Linked DNA regions of Homo sapiens: region 2 is linked to region 1. A link is a contact called in ENCODE Hi-C or POLR2A ChIA-PET data. All regions are on one chromosome and are shown on one strand. Each heading gives the region's core, a stretch centred on a gene start or an enhancer-like site at or near the end of the contact. The rest is flanking DNA. Distances are from core to core; before and after follow the strand shown.

What was found. A loop is a pair of places that touch in the nucleus more often than their neighbours do. ChIA-PET counts read pairs that join two places held with the same protein, here RNA polymerase II (POLR2A). Pooled maps may share reads with other maps.
Region 2: a loop to region 1 is called in a pooled map, with 5 times the contacts of the local background. The contact joins the enhancer-like site here to the promoter of RCOR1 in region 1. A Hi-C loop is called at or near these places in 1 of 37 single-sample maps with no recorded cell type and 1 of 50 pooled maps. POLR2A ChIA-PET finds 5 or more read pairs at or near these places in 1 of 52 experiments (naive thymus-derived CD4-positive, alpha-beta T cell).

The regions. Positions count from the first base shown.
Region 1 is chr14:102,587,724-102,593,898 of GRCh38, forward strand. It overlaps RCOR1 (REST corepressor 1), which reads left to right and starts at 4,926. Exons shown (of 12, transcript NM_015156.4): 1 at 4,926-5,464; 2 at 5,543-5,602. The coding sequence starts at 5,164. RefSeq lists enhancers at 3,198-3,247, 3,529-4,344 and silencers at 3,923-5,232, 5,293-5,902.
Region 2 is chr14:103,687,834-103,694,008 of GRCh38, forward strand. It overlaps KLC1 (kinesin light chain 1), which reads left to right. Exons shown (of 17, transcript NM_001394837.1): 15 at 4,526-4,592. Among named protein-coding and RNA genes, the nearest start is that of XRCC3, 25 kb to the right of the region's middle. RefSeq lists silencers at 1,426-1,626, 1,477-1,526. Within about 2 kb of position 3,963, at least 4 of the 41 ENCODE cell types and tissues checked have a DNase peak (open chromatin) inside an H3K27ac peak, as active enhancers do.

The DNA.
Region 1 (6,175 bases), core at 3,676-6,175:
CAAAATTTTTATCTGTAGGAGAGACGCGGTTTCTCCATGTTGGTTAGGCTGGTCTCGAACTCCCGACCTCAGGTGATCCATCCGCTTCAGCCTCCCAAAGTGCTGGGATTACAGGCGTAAGCCACCATGCTCACCCACACAAGTTTTAATTTTTATGAATTCCAATTTTTCTCTTTTGTTCCTTATCCTTTTGGCATCGTAATCAAGAAGACTTTGCCTACCTCATGGTCACAGAGATTTAGGTTTTCATCTGACAGTTTTATAGTTTTACAATTAGGTCTTACAATTAGGTCTACGATTTACTTGCTTAGTTATTAACATATTAAGTAACAAGTTCTAGCAGTGGGTCTAATAACTTCTGTGATTTTGGAGACGAGTATACGTGCTATTTTGAGGCTGGGCGCGGTGGCTCATGCCTGTAATCCCAGCACTTTGGGAGGCCAAGGTGGGCGGATCACGACGTCAGGAGTTCGACACCAGTCTGGCCAACATGGTGAAACCCCATCTCTACTAAAAACACAAAAATTAGCTGGGCGTGGTGGTGGGTGCCTGTGATCCCAGCTACTCAGAGCCTGAGGGAGGAAAATAGTTGGAACCCGGGAGGTTGCACTGAGCTGAGATCATGCCACTGCACTCCAGCCTGGGCGACAGAACAAGACTCTGTCTCAAAAAATAAAATAAAAATAAAATAAATAAATAAATGCTATTTTGAGATATTTCCAGTGACTGCAATGTGTTGAGATGGAATATCACCTACATTCATAAGTGAAGAAAATGCTGGATTTTGGTTAAAGGTTGATTTTTTTTTTGAGACAGGGGTCTTGCTGGAGGCCTCAAAGTACCTGGGATTATAAGTGAGTGCCACCGCACTTGGTGTTAAAGGTTAATTTAAATAAAGATGTATTTACCAGCTCTGGTTCATGGTCTCCAGAATTCTATCCATGGATTCCAGGTTCAGAACTCTTAGGATGGCTAAAATTCCAGCCTGAAGTCTCAGTTTTCCAATAGTCCTTTGGGGGCTTGAAACCTCCCAGGAATGGCTTTAGGGTGTTTTCCTGACACTTCCCAGCCCTGGCCCATACCCTGCCCTCTGCCTGGCTCCATTCTTGGGAAAGGAATTCCTTGCCAAACAGAATTTTCTAACAAGCCCAAATATAGTAATAATAATAATTAGCAGCAGGAAGAACTATAAACACTGGGGTAGGAAAGCCTGTACCCGTCTCTCCTTTTCCTGATCCCTTCCCTTCATTCCTGAACTGAAGGAGACGGAGCCCCTTTGGGCTTTGATGACTCCATCACTGGGGTATGTTCATTTGATGGTTGATTTTGCTGTACCAGGTACTTCCTTTCCCATTTTCTAATCATTTTATAACACATGCTGACTCTTTTCCCTTCCCTTTTTCTGGGAAAATACAATGAATACAAAATTATAAACACTGTATGTTTAGCATCAGACCAAGCATGTTGCAGACACCCTTGCCCCTGGCCGTCCCAGAATCCCTGGGGCAACTCTGGCCTTGGTTAAGAGGCTCCATAGCTCCTGGCTTAGCTGTGCCCCGGCTCCTCCCCTCATATCATGCCTGATCCTAGGAAGATATTTCACTTCTGGGTGCCTCAGCTTTCTCATCTATAAGGGTGGGGTATGAGATGGTCATGGTCATAGTTTTTGTTTTTTTTTAGGGTGGGGGGACGAGATGGTCATAGGGTCACAGTTTTTTTTTTTGTTTTTGTTTTATACAGACGGGATCTCGCTATGTCACCGGGCGCCATGGCTCAAGCCTGTAATCCCAGCACTTTGGAAGTCCGAGGCGGGCGGATCACGAGGCCAGGAGTTCAAGACCAGCCTGGCCAATATGGTGAAACCCCGTCTCTACTAAAAATACAAAAATTAGCCGGGTGTAGTGGCGGGTGCCTGTAATCTTAGCTACTCGGGAGGCTGAGGCAGAGGTTGCAGTGAGCCCAGATCGTGCCACTGGACTCCAGCCTGGGCGACAGAGTGAGACTCTGGATAAAAAAAAAATTAATGAAAGGAAAAAGGCAAGGAGGAATCCCAACGATGACAGGTTGAAAGCTGCAGAGGAGACTGATGGGGAGTGACCTGTGAGGTAGCAGGACCAGGTGAACTGGAATCCCCAGGTCCAGATAAGTGAGGGTTTCCAGGAGGAGGAGTGGTCGACTCAGCTGCTGCTGAGAAGCTCAGCGAGACCAAGAAGTGACCCCCGGATTGGGCAGCGGAGAGGTTGTAGGTTACCTTAGCAGCAGTTAAGGGGTGGGGACACAGCCCTGCTGGATGGGGTGATGAGAGGCTGGGACGGGAAGGGGTGGAGGAGGTGAGTGTAGGGAAGTCTACAGAAATGTCTGAAGGGAGGGAGAAATGGCCAGAGGCAGGAGAGGGTTTGGGGGCAGGAGTCGGTCCAGAGTGAGGCTGATGGCACAGAAAAGCCTCGAGGGGAGGGCAGCGGGATGGGGTCCTAGGCCTGAGGAGGACGTGAGTACCCGACAGGGAAGTTTGTCTGTTTGGGTACTGGGAGAGGAGAAAGATCCTGAAGGCTTTCGTTTTTCTCTGAAGAATGAGGTAAGGCCACGGGCTAGGAGCCCAGGCAGAAGGGGCTGTGGGAGGTGTAAGGAGAGGGGAGCAGGCATGAGGTCTCACTTTCAGAGTGGGAGTCTCACCGAAAAACATGATAGGGCTGCCGGCTTTGTGGATGCGTTAGAAGTGTGGGATCACAAATTCCCAATCCCAGGGCTGTGTGTGGAGCCCTCTCCCCAAGCGATGGGAAGGCGAGTGTCCTTAACGTTGGGGTTCCCTATGCTGGAAGGATGGACTCTATTACAGTCCATCAGGCCAGGAGGTAGGTACTGTTTCCTGTATTTTACGGTTGGTAAATCTGAGAGCTTCAGGCCAATACAGTATCGGTGTAGCATTAGGGTCAGACAAAATAGAACAGGGCCCGGCACATATTAAGTGTTAATATTCGTTGGAAAAAAAAAAAAAAGAATGCTTGTCAAGTCCACTGCTGCGCCCCTACTGGTAGCCCAGCCTGGCCTCAGCCTTGGGGGCTGGTGGGTGGAGAGGGCGGCCTTGTGTGCTCTGCTATCCCTATTGCCTTAATGACCCAGTATCACCTTTGTGCCCTTGTAGGTTGATCCTTCTAGTCTCGTGGCAGAACTTTGTAGACACCAAGCGAGCGGGGCAGCGTGTTCTGGACCTCATTCCTCACACAGGGCTCACCTCCGGATGAGTCAGAGGCCTTAGCCGGTGGCCCAGCCCCGGGAATGCCACCCCGGTTCTGTACCCTGCCCAGGCCAGCTGACAGGGTGTATTGGGGCACACACCTGCAGCATCCAGGGCACTCCAAGGAGAGGGACGTACTTTTGAGGAGAGTCTAAAAGTCTAAGTCCCCCACCTGAACTTGGTGGGGGAAGGGCTTCTATACCAGGAGGGCTCCCAGCCCTGTTTCTTAAAGGCCATTTAGGCAGAAGTGAACGTGGTCTCTTCAATAAAGTTAATAATGGTTCATGCTGCAGAAAATGTTCAAGACAAAACCCTGCTTATTTACTCAGGCTTTAAAACCATAAAACTCCCAAATTCTCCCTGTAGCTATTTATATCCAGAGCTAGTCCCCAAATTAAGCTCAGGTTTGAAGTAACTTAAAAGAAAAATAGCCTTCCCTGCTTTAAAAAGATTTTCCGTATAGACCTCCACTGGTCTAATTACGAAGGGCGCGTAGTTTCAGGGTTGGCTGGGGGTAGGGCACCGGGACCTCCAAGGCAGTTACACTCCTCAGCCTCCTAACAGCTGTACGGCTGCCCGGTGGTCCCTCTCCAAGGCAGCGGCTCTCAGGCTAGCCTCAGCCTACCCCACCCGCCCGCACCCCGTGTTCTCCCTCGTGGGGGTGCCGGGGGGAGTAGGGAGGCGGGGCGGGCGGCAGGTCCGGAAAAGTGGCTGCCCTCGCCCCGAAAGAAGTTGACCCTCCTCCCGTGCCGAGAGCTTGGGATGAAAATAGCTTCTTCCTCTTTACCCTTCCTGGACCCCCGCCCCAGGACGACTGGGCCCCTTCATTCATCTTTCAGCGGCCACCCAGGCGGCTTGGGCGTCCCCACGCCGGGACTCTGTGCCCCGGGGACCCACGGGGACCCTCCCTTGGGCCTCTGAAGCCGCGGCGCACCCCGCACCCAAGCCACCCCGGGGGCCCCGGCCTCCCCCACCCAATTAGCGGGCAGCACCGCAGACCCGAGTCCCCACGCAGCTCGCGCCAGGGGAGGCGGCCGCCTGGGAAGCCCGTCCCCCGCGCCGCGGCCCCCGCCCCCGCCAGCCCCGCGTCCCCTGGGAAAGGCGGGGGCGCAGCGAGTTTCCCCCAATTAGTTTCCTCTTTGTATGGAGTCTTAGCGCGCCCGTACTCCTCCGCGCAGCGGAAAGTAGTCCCGGCCGGGCGCTCCGCGGCTTCCCAGCGCCAGACACATTTTACTTTGAGAAGTCGACGGGACTCTCAGCGGGGTCCTTCAGATGGGGGGCCAGAGGCTGCGGGAGGCGTGCGCGGGCAGCAAGGGCAGGGGCCGCGGCCAAGGGTAGGGGGCGGGGAGGGCCGCGAACTCCTCGCCGCTGCCTGGAGAGATGGATCATGGGGCGTAGGGAGATGGCAAACCTCAAACCACGTACGGCGGGCGATACGCGTCAACCGAACCTCGCCAACGGAAGCCCGGAGCCGCCCCTCCCCGCTCCCCCGCCCCGCCGCCCCGGACGGACGGGCGCGCGGAGCCAACCCCGCTGCCGCTGGCTGTCCAAATCCCACCAGAGCCAATGGGAGCGCGAGGGGGGGCGGAGCCATCTCGCGTCAGTTGGGCTGCGCGCCCCCCTCCCCCGGCGCCCCTGCAGGCCCCGCCCCTGCCTCCTCCCCTCTCCGCTCGCTGCTCCCGGAGTAGTTGGTGCCAGTGAAGTGAGGGCGGCGATGAGAGCGAAAGTTGCGCTCGGCTCGTCGCTGGGGGCTTGAAGCGGCTCCGCGCTCTGCCCGTTTGGGCCTCCCCCGACTCGGACTCGCGCCCGTGGGCTCCCGCCGCGCCCGCCCGGCCCCGCGCCGGCCCCGCGCCCCCTCCCCCGTCTCGGCGCCCCCTCCTCAGGAGCCGCGGGTCCCCGCCACTTTCGCACGGCCCCGGCCCCCGCCGATGCCGGCCATGGTGGAGAAGGGCCCCGAGGTCTCAGGGAAGCGGAGAGGGAGGAACAACGCGGCCGCCTCCGCCTCCGCCGCCGCCGCCTCCGCCGCCGCCTCGGCCGCCTGCGCCTCGCCAGCCGCCACTGCCGCCTCGGGCGCCGCCGCCTCCTCAGCCTCGGCCGCCGCCGCCTCAGCCGCCGCCGCCCCCAATAATGGCCAGAATAAAAGTTTGGCGGCGGCGGCGCCCAATGGCAACAGCAGCAGCAACTCCTGGGAGGAAGGCAGCTCGGGCTCGTCCAGCGACGAGGAGCACGGTAGGTGGCAGCCGCCCCCGCGGCCCCGGGCCCCGCGCCCCGCGCCGCGCTGACCGCCGTATTCTGCTTCCCCCGCAGGTGGCGGTGGCATGAGGGTCGGACCCCAGTACCAGGCGGTGGTGCCCGACTTCGACCCCGGTGAGTAGCGGCCCCGGCCGGCCGGCGGCGGGGATGAGCGGGAGCCCCGGGTCCCCGGCGAGCCCGAGGGGGCGGGAGCCCGCCGACAACTTTCTTTTTGTGCGTTCGCCCTGCCGTCCGTGGGGAGAACAGCAGGGCGAGGACGAGGAGGCGCACACGCACACGAGTGTTCTGCAAACGTGCCTCTGCACCCGGGGGAGGCCAGGTCGCCCCCAGCAGGGCCGGCGCCGCTGCCCCCTTGCGCCTCCGAGGACTGCGGGTGGCGTCGGAGGTGGCCACACCTGGCCTGGGGGCGCTGGGGGTCCCTGCGTCCAGGTGAGCTGCGCCTCGGCCAGGGGTAAGGGTGGCAGTGCCGGAGAGTTAGTGTCCTGCGAGCGCCCCGGACTTAGGAGGTCCCCAGAGACCCCTTTCTCGGAACCCTTCCCAAAGGCTGCTCCCCACGCCTTTGCTCCTCCTCTCAGCCTCTGGGCTCTTGCTGGCTCCTGACTGCCCTCCCATCCAGAAGGCGAGTAGAAGAACGACCCCCCAAAACCAGTCAATAAAAGAAGTGTGTTTTCCAGAGGGCGCCTGCCT
Region 2 (6,175 bases), core at 2,713-5,212, 1.1 Mb after region 1:
TTTTTAATATGGTGCACAAAGTTGACAGATTGTCCCTGCCGCAGTGTCCAGGGTCACCTCTGGGCAGCTGCTCCTGGCTTGGACGTATTTCTCATGAGGCAGACTTTTGCCAGCCACTCTGTGTAACTCTGACTTCCTAAATGGTGACCGACTTTTTAGAGACTGATTCCTAGTAAAACTATTTTACAAGTGATCCCACTTTAAGTTCTGTGAGTAAGAAGTCTGATCACCTCAGGATGGTGAAACCGAGTTCTTCTGGAGAACATATTGGAAATAATAAAGTTATGTGCCTGATCAGTTGTTTCGTTACTCTGTCTTTTTCGTTGTTGTTGTTGAGATGGAGTTTCGTTCTTGTTCCCCAAGCTGGAGTGCAATGGCACCATCTCGGTCACCGCAACCTCCGCCTCCTGGGTTCAAGTGATTCTCCTGCCTCAGCCTCCCAAGTAGCTGGGATTACAGGCACATGCCACCACGCCTGGCTAGTTTTTTGTATTTTTAGTAGAAACGGGGTTTCACCATGTTAGCCAGGCTGGTCTCGAACTCCTGACTTCAGGTGATCTTCCCGTCTCGGCCTCCCAAATTGCTGGGATTACAGGTGTGAGCCACCGTGCCTGGCCTATTTTGTCTTTTAAAAGCTATTTAAAAAAAAAAGTATGTCCACTTTTTCATCTCTCTCAGTATCCCTGATAACCTAAGCCCTTAGAACTGTTGCCATACACGGCCAGGGTGCGGGGTGGCCAGAGATGGCCCAGTCCCTTAGTGGTAGGGCTCACCCTCTTGTCCGCTTGGTATCCCTGTGGGAGTCTCTGTCGTGGATGGAGACTTCTCTTCATGGCTGTGAGAGAGGTGCAGGCCTGAGGCAAGAGGAGTGACGTGGCTTTTGTAAGGAGCTTCTCACAACTGTTTTCCAGCCCATTTCTGGAGAGGGAGTTTTAGGAGCCCCACAAATGTTCATTCAGAAAACTCCCTGGAAGATCCCAAGGATTTGAAGACTGGACTTCTGGAAGTTTATGGGGACTTAGCAGCAAATTGCTTACAATGAAACAAATGAACTCTTATTTGGGGGAAATGGATTTTAAATTGCCTTTGGAATAGTGATCTTATTTTAAAATGTTTACAGATTTCCAGAACCAAAATGATAGATTACTATCTGCCTCTCGATGAATTTTGAGATTACACATTTCTTCTTAAACAGCATTGAGAGGGTTGGAGCAGTGCTGTGTGACTGCTTGGTGTCGCTTCCTTGGAATGATGTGAGGTGTCACACAGCAGCTCTCAGATCCCCTCCAGGAATTACATGATGCCCAGAGAGAGCATTCTGGACATTATTTAATTCCTGGAGGGGATCACACTGATTGTTTGAGGTTCTTAAGTTTTGAAGCCTTTTAAGTGCAGAGTCCAGTTCTGGTGCTGAGTGTTGTAACTTGGACCACACTCCCACATGACAGCTCTCAGAGTTGTTCTGTTTTCTCGTGTTTTGTGTCTTTGCCGTGATAAAAATGTAGCAGTGTGTGACCAGTCCCCAGTGTTAGAACTGTGGTCAGTGTTCATGGGGCTGTAGCACTGCCAGCCTGAACCATGTGACATAGATGCACACACTTGCACGGACTAACGTTTTCTACATGACTTTGGAAATTGCATCCCGTAAAATGCATACAACTGAATAATCTTTCCAAATAAGAGTGACTGTTTTTATTAACTAGACAGTAGTCTCAGACATCTTTTGGAGGGTTTGTTCAGACAGAGACTGTGAGGCCCCACCCCTGAGTTTCCAATTCCTGAGTCCCTGATCTCAGAATTTGCATTTCACACAAGTTCCCACAGTGCTGGGGCTGCTGGCCCGGGGCCACTTTTTGAGAATCGCTCAAGGACCAGGGTGTTTGCAGCTTGCTGTTTGGCTGACTCCTAACAGTGACTGTACTGAAAGGTTTTGAATGCCACGTGTTCAAACAAGGCAGTTCGCAAGAGTGGTAGGAAGAGACGTTGAGGATTCGAGTTGTTCTTTCGTTTCGTAAAAGGGGGTTTGAGGGAAGGTTGTGTAGCTCTTTTAAAAAGAGTTAATGGCGGCCGGTGCAGTGGCTGATGCCTGTAATCCCAGCACTTTGGGAGGCCTAGGTGGGTGGATCACTTGAGATCAGGAGTTTGAAACCAGCCTGGCCATCATGGCGAAACCCCGTCTCTACTAAAAATACAAAAATTAGCCGGGCCAGGTGGTGCATGCCTGTGGTCCCAGCTACTCAGGAGGCTGAGGCAGGAGAATCACTGGAACCCAGTAGGGCAGAGGTTGCAGTGAGCCAAGATCACACCACTGCACTCCAGCCTGGGCGATGGAGTGAAACTTCGTCTCAAAAAAAAAAAAAAGTTAATGGCCACTTTATAGCAAGAATAACTGAGTATGTCAGATGATAATTTACTTGTGATTTGGTTTGATTTTATACTTTGTTCTTGAGTGGTTCTAGGTAGAGAAAAACCTGTTTGGGACTCCAGCAATGTCTGTTGTGGGCTTCATTGGGATGTTTTTGTTTTGTCCTGGTTGGGACATTTTGGGGGTGAGTTTTGCCTGGGGATAAGGAAATTCAGGTCTTGCTTTTGGTGCAGTTGTTCGGCAGGGGCTGGCTGAGTATCTGCCATGTGCCAGGCGCTGTGCTCACAGCACTGCTGACACACGGGTGGGTGCCCTGGGCTTTCAGCCTCATCCCAGTGTCCTGTGTGAGGCTGTCCCTGTCACCCCTCAAGCCTGTGCCTCAGCCTCACAGCCACCGTCCTTGGCTTTCCCAGGAACTGCTGCGCTCATGTTCGCTGTCCCATGTTGCATGCAGTTCACGTTCAGAATTCAAGTAACCCTCAGTATCGGTTGCTTTAGCTTTAAAACTTCAGGGGAGTTTATGTTCAAAGGCATCCATGGTGGTGGTGAACAACGATAGTCATTTTATGACTGTCCATCATTTAAGTTATAGATTATTTATAGGCTGTTTCATCAAGTATTTTAAATACATCAGATGGAGGAAAAGTAAATATATGTATACATTCCTGTATTCCTTTAAGTGGAGAACCATGACTTTATGTTACATTTTGCTTTCTAAGTAGAAAAATACTGGCTTCAGAGTTTATTTTACTAACAATAAAGTTGATTTCCCAGCTTTTAATATAGAAAGATAAAAAATATGACAGTATATTTATGCATCATCTTTTAGCAGTGAGTTTTGAGTGTCTCTTCATGATCCCTTAGTGGTGACGAGTCTGACATGAGCCCTGGAGCACCCTCCCTGAAAAGCATCAGACTGAAGGCAGAGCCTCTCTGCTCCCAGATGGTTCCCCCCACTTTTTTTTTTTTTTTTTTTCTGAGACAGAGTCTTGCTGTGTCGCCCAGGCTGGACTACAGTGGAGTGATCTTGGCTCACTGCAACCTCTGCCTCCTGGGCTTAAGTGAATCTTGTGCCTCAGCCTCCAGAGTAGCTGGGATTACAGGTGTGTACCACCACGCCTGGCTAATTTTTTGCATTTTTAGTAGAGACAGGGTTTCACCACGTTGCCCAGGCTGGTTGTGAACTCTGGGCCTCAAGTGATCCACCCGCCTCAGTCTCCCAAAGTGCTGGGATTACAAGCATGAGCCACCACGCCTGGCTTTTTTTTTTTTTTTTTTTTTTTTTTTTGGTAGGTGGAGTCTCACTCTTGCGTAGGCTGGAGTGCAGTGGCGTGATCTCAGCTCACTGCAACCTCTGTCTCCTGGGTTCAAATGATTTTCCTGCCTCAGCCTCCCAAGTAGCTGGAATTACAGGCACATGCCACCATGCCCAGCTAATTTTTTGTATTTTAGTAGAGATGGGGTTTCACCGTGTTGCTCAGGCTGGTCTCAAACTCCTGAGCTCAGGCAGTCTGCCCGCCTCAGCCTCCCAAAGATTACAGGTGTGAGCCACTGCAGCTGGTCTTTTTTTTGTTTCGTTTTGTTTTAAAGAGAGACAGGGTCTTGCTCTGTCTCCCAGGCTGGAGTGCAGTGGTGCAGTCATGGCTCACTGCAGCCTTGACCACCTGGGCTCAAGTGATCCTCCACTTCTGCCTCCTGAGCAGCTGGGACTACAGATGCATGCCACCACGCCTGGCTAATTTTTGTATTTTTGTAGAGATGGGGTTTCCCCATGTTACCCGGGATGGTCTTGAACTCCTGGGCTTAAGTGATCCTCCTGCCTTGGCCTTCCAAAGCATTGGGATTACAGACTTGAGCCACTATACCCAGTCTAGATGAGCCACTTTTTAAAAGTGCAAGTCTAAGGACATTTTGAGTTTGCATATGGTACTTTAAAAGAAGCATTTTGCTGTGAAAGATGCAGAGAAGCTGTGGTCTTTTCTCCTGGGCACTAAATAGAGTGAGACATAGGACTCCCCGGTTACCCAAGCAAGATGAAGGCAAGGTCCCTAGAGCCCCCAGTGTCACAGAGGCGTTGGAGGGGGCTTTGCTTGTGCTTCCTGTTGCTGGTTGACCGATGTGCTGATCGTTTGTCCTTGCATGTCCGTGTCCGGGTTGCAGCATGAAGCGTGCCAGCTCTCTGAATGTCCTTAACGTGGGTGGCAAGGCTGCTGAAGATCGCTTTCAAGTAAGGAGCCTACCCCGAATTGTGTCCTAGGCTGCCCAGACCACGCTGGCAGGTCTGCTGCAGACCCGCACTCGGCCCCTGCTCGGCCCCTGCTCCTGCAGAGGGCTGGGGACGCCGCCACGTTTGTTCCTAGACAGACAGTTGTGACAGTAGTATTTTTATATTCTGCTTAACCACTGATTATGTGAATTATGGGCATGTTCACACTGTGAACATTCTCAGAATATTAATTAATGATCTCAAATGGTCTTTAAAAATAGTTTAACCTAATTAATGTATTCTGTTAAAGTACTGTCAAAGCTCGACCAATTACTAGTTTGTATGATTGTTTGATTTTAGCCTCTACTAAGTTTATAACTATTAATAATTAATTGTCTACTTAAGCTGTTGTTCAGTGTTCAGAAGTATTCAAAACTCTGTTAACATGATGACTAGCGTGCTGTCAGTTTGACACTAAAACCTGAAGCACTCGGTGCAGTTGCTCGGGCCTCACACAGACACATCAGGTTTACATCTGAAAGTACTGCCTCCCTTCCCCATCACGGAGGCCGTTTGAGTTTTCATCCACTCCGCCCTTTGGTGTGGCTGTCAGTGGGTGGCCGGGTGCCTGTGGCTGCTCTAGAACCTGTTTCTCAGGTGCCTGGGGCCCACCCGGCAGCTCGAGCTGTTGGGACTTGGCAGTCCCTGCCCCTGTGCTGGTGCTGAGAGTTCGCGACAGTGGCCAGGCACTGCCCTCCCAGTTGTCCAGATCCACTAATCCTCACAGACAGGCCAGTGCCCCGACCTGTCCCCCAACACTCTTGGGAGGCAGCCATCTCGGGAAAGCTTTTCCCCAGCCCCCTTCTCGGTGGCTGTTAAAGAGGCTTGTAGGGTGCTGGACATGTTGCTTGAAGCACCCCTAATGACAAGAGGAAAGAAAGTCTCTTCATTTTACAGGGTCCTGTAGCTGACCCAGTGTTTGCCCTCCAGTTTCTTGGAGTTTCTACATGCACATTGACCCCTGGGCCTCTCGAGTGCCAACCTAGATTTAGCTGTGCAGCTGGTACTGTTAGGCCTGAGGCCATTTGAAGCTGGCATCATTTGAAGTCCTGGTTAAGTGTAATTTTTCTATTTGTTTTTTCATGCAGGAACGAAATAATTGTCTGGCCGACTCGCGAGCTCTGAGTGCCAGCCACACTGACCTGGCCCACTGAGAGCCAGCAGGGCTAGGTAACCTGTCTTGGGAGTGTGAGACCGCCCCGCCCTGCCACGCCCCTCACCGCCCTGCCCGGAGGCGCCAGCCGCACTCCTTGGCTTCCTTTCCTAGATAGTGACGTCCACCAACCTTGGAGGTGCCTTTTCAAAACACCCGGGAGGCCGTGCCTCAGCATTCTGTTACTCGGCCTGCAGCCCCAGTGCCAGGAGCCACCCCGACCGCGACCCGGCCAGGCTGGCTCAGGGAGGCCGAGGTGGCGCTGAGGTGGCTTCAGCACGCTGGGGATTGGCTCCTGCTCACGGATGCTGTTGCATTTCCTGCCTGCCACCTTTTTGCCATGACACCAGACTCTCTTTTAAATTGTAATATTGTAATAAGGCTGTAAATT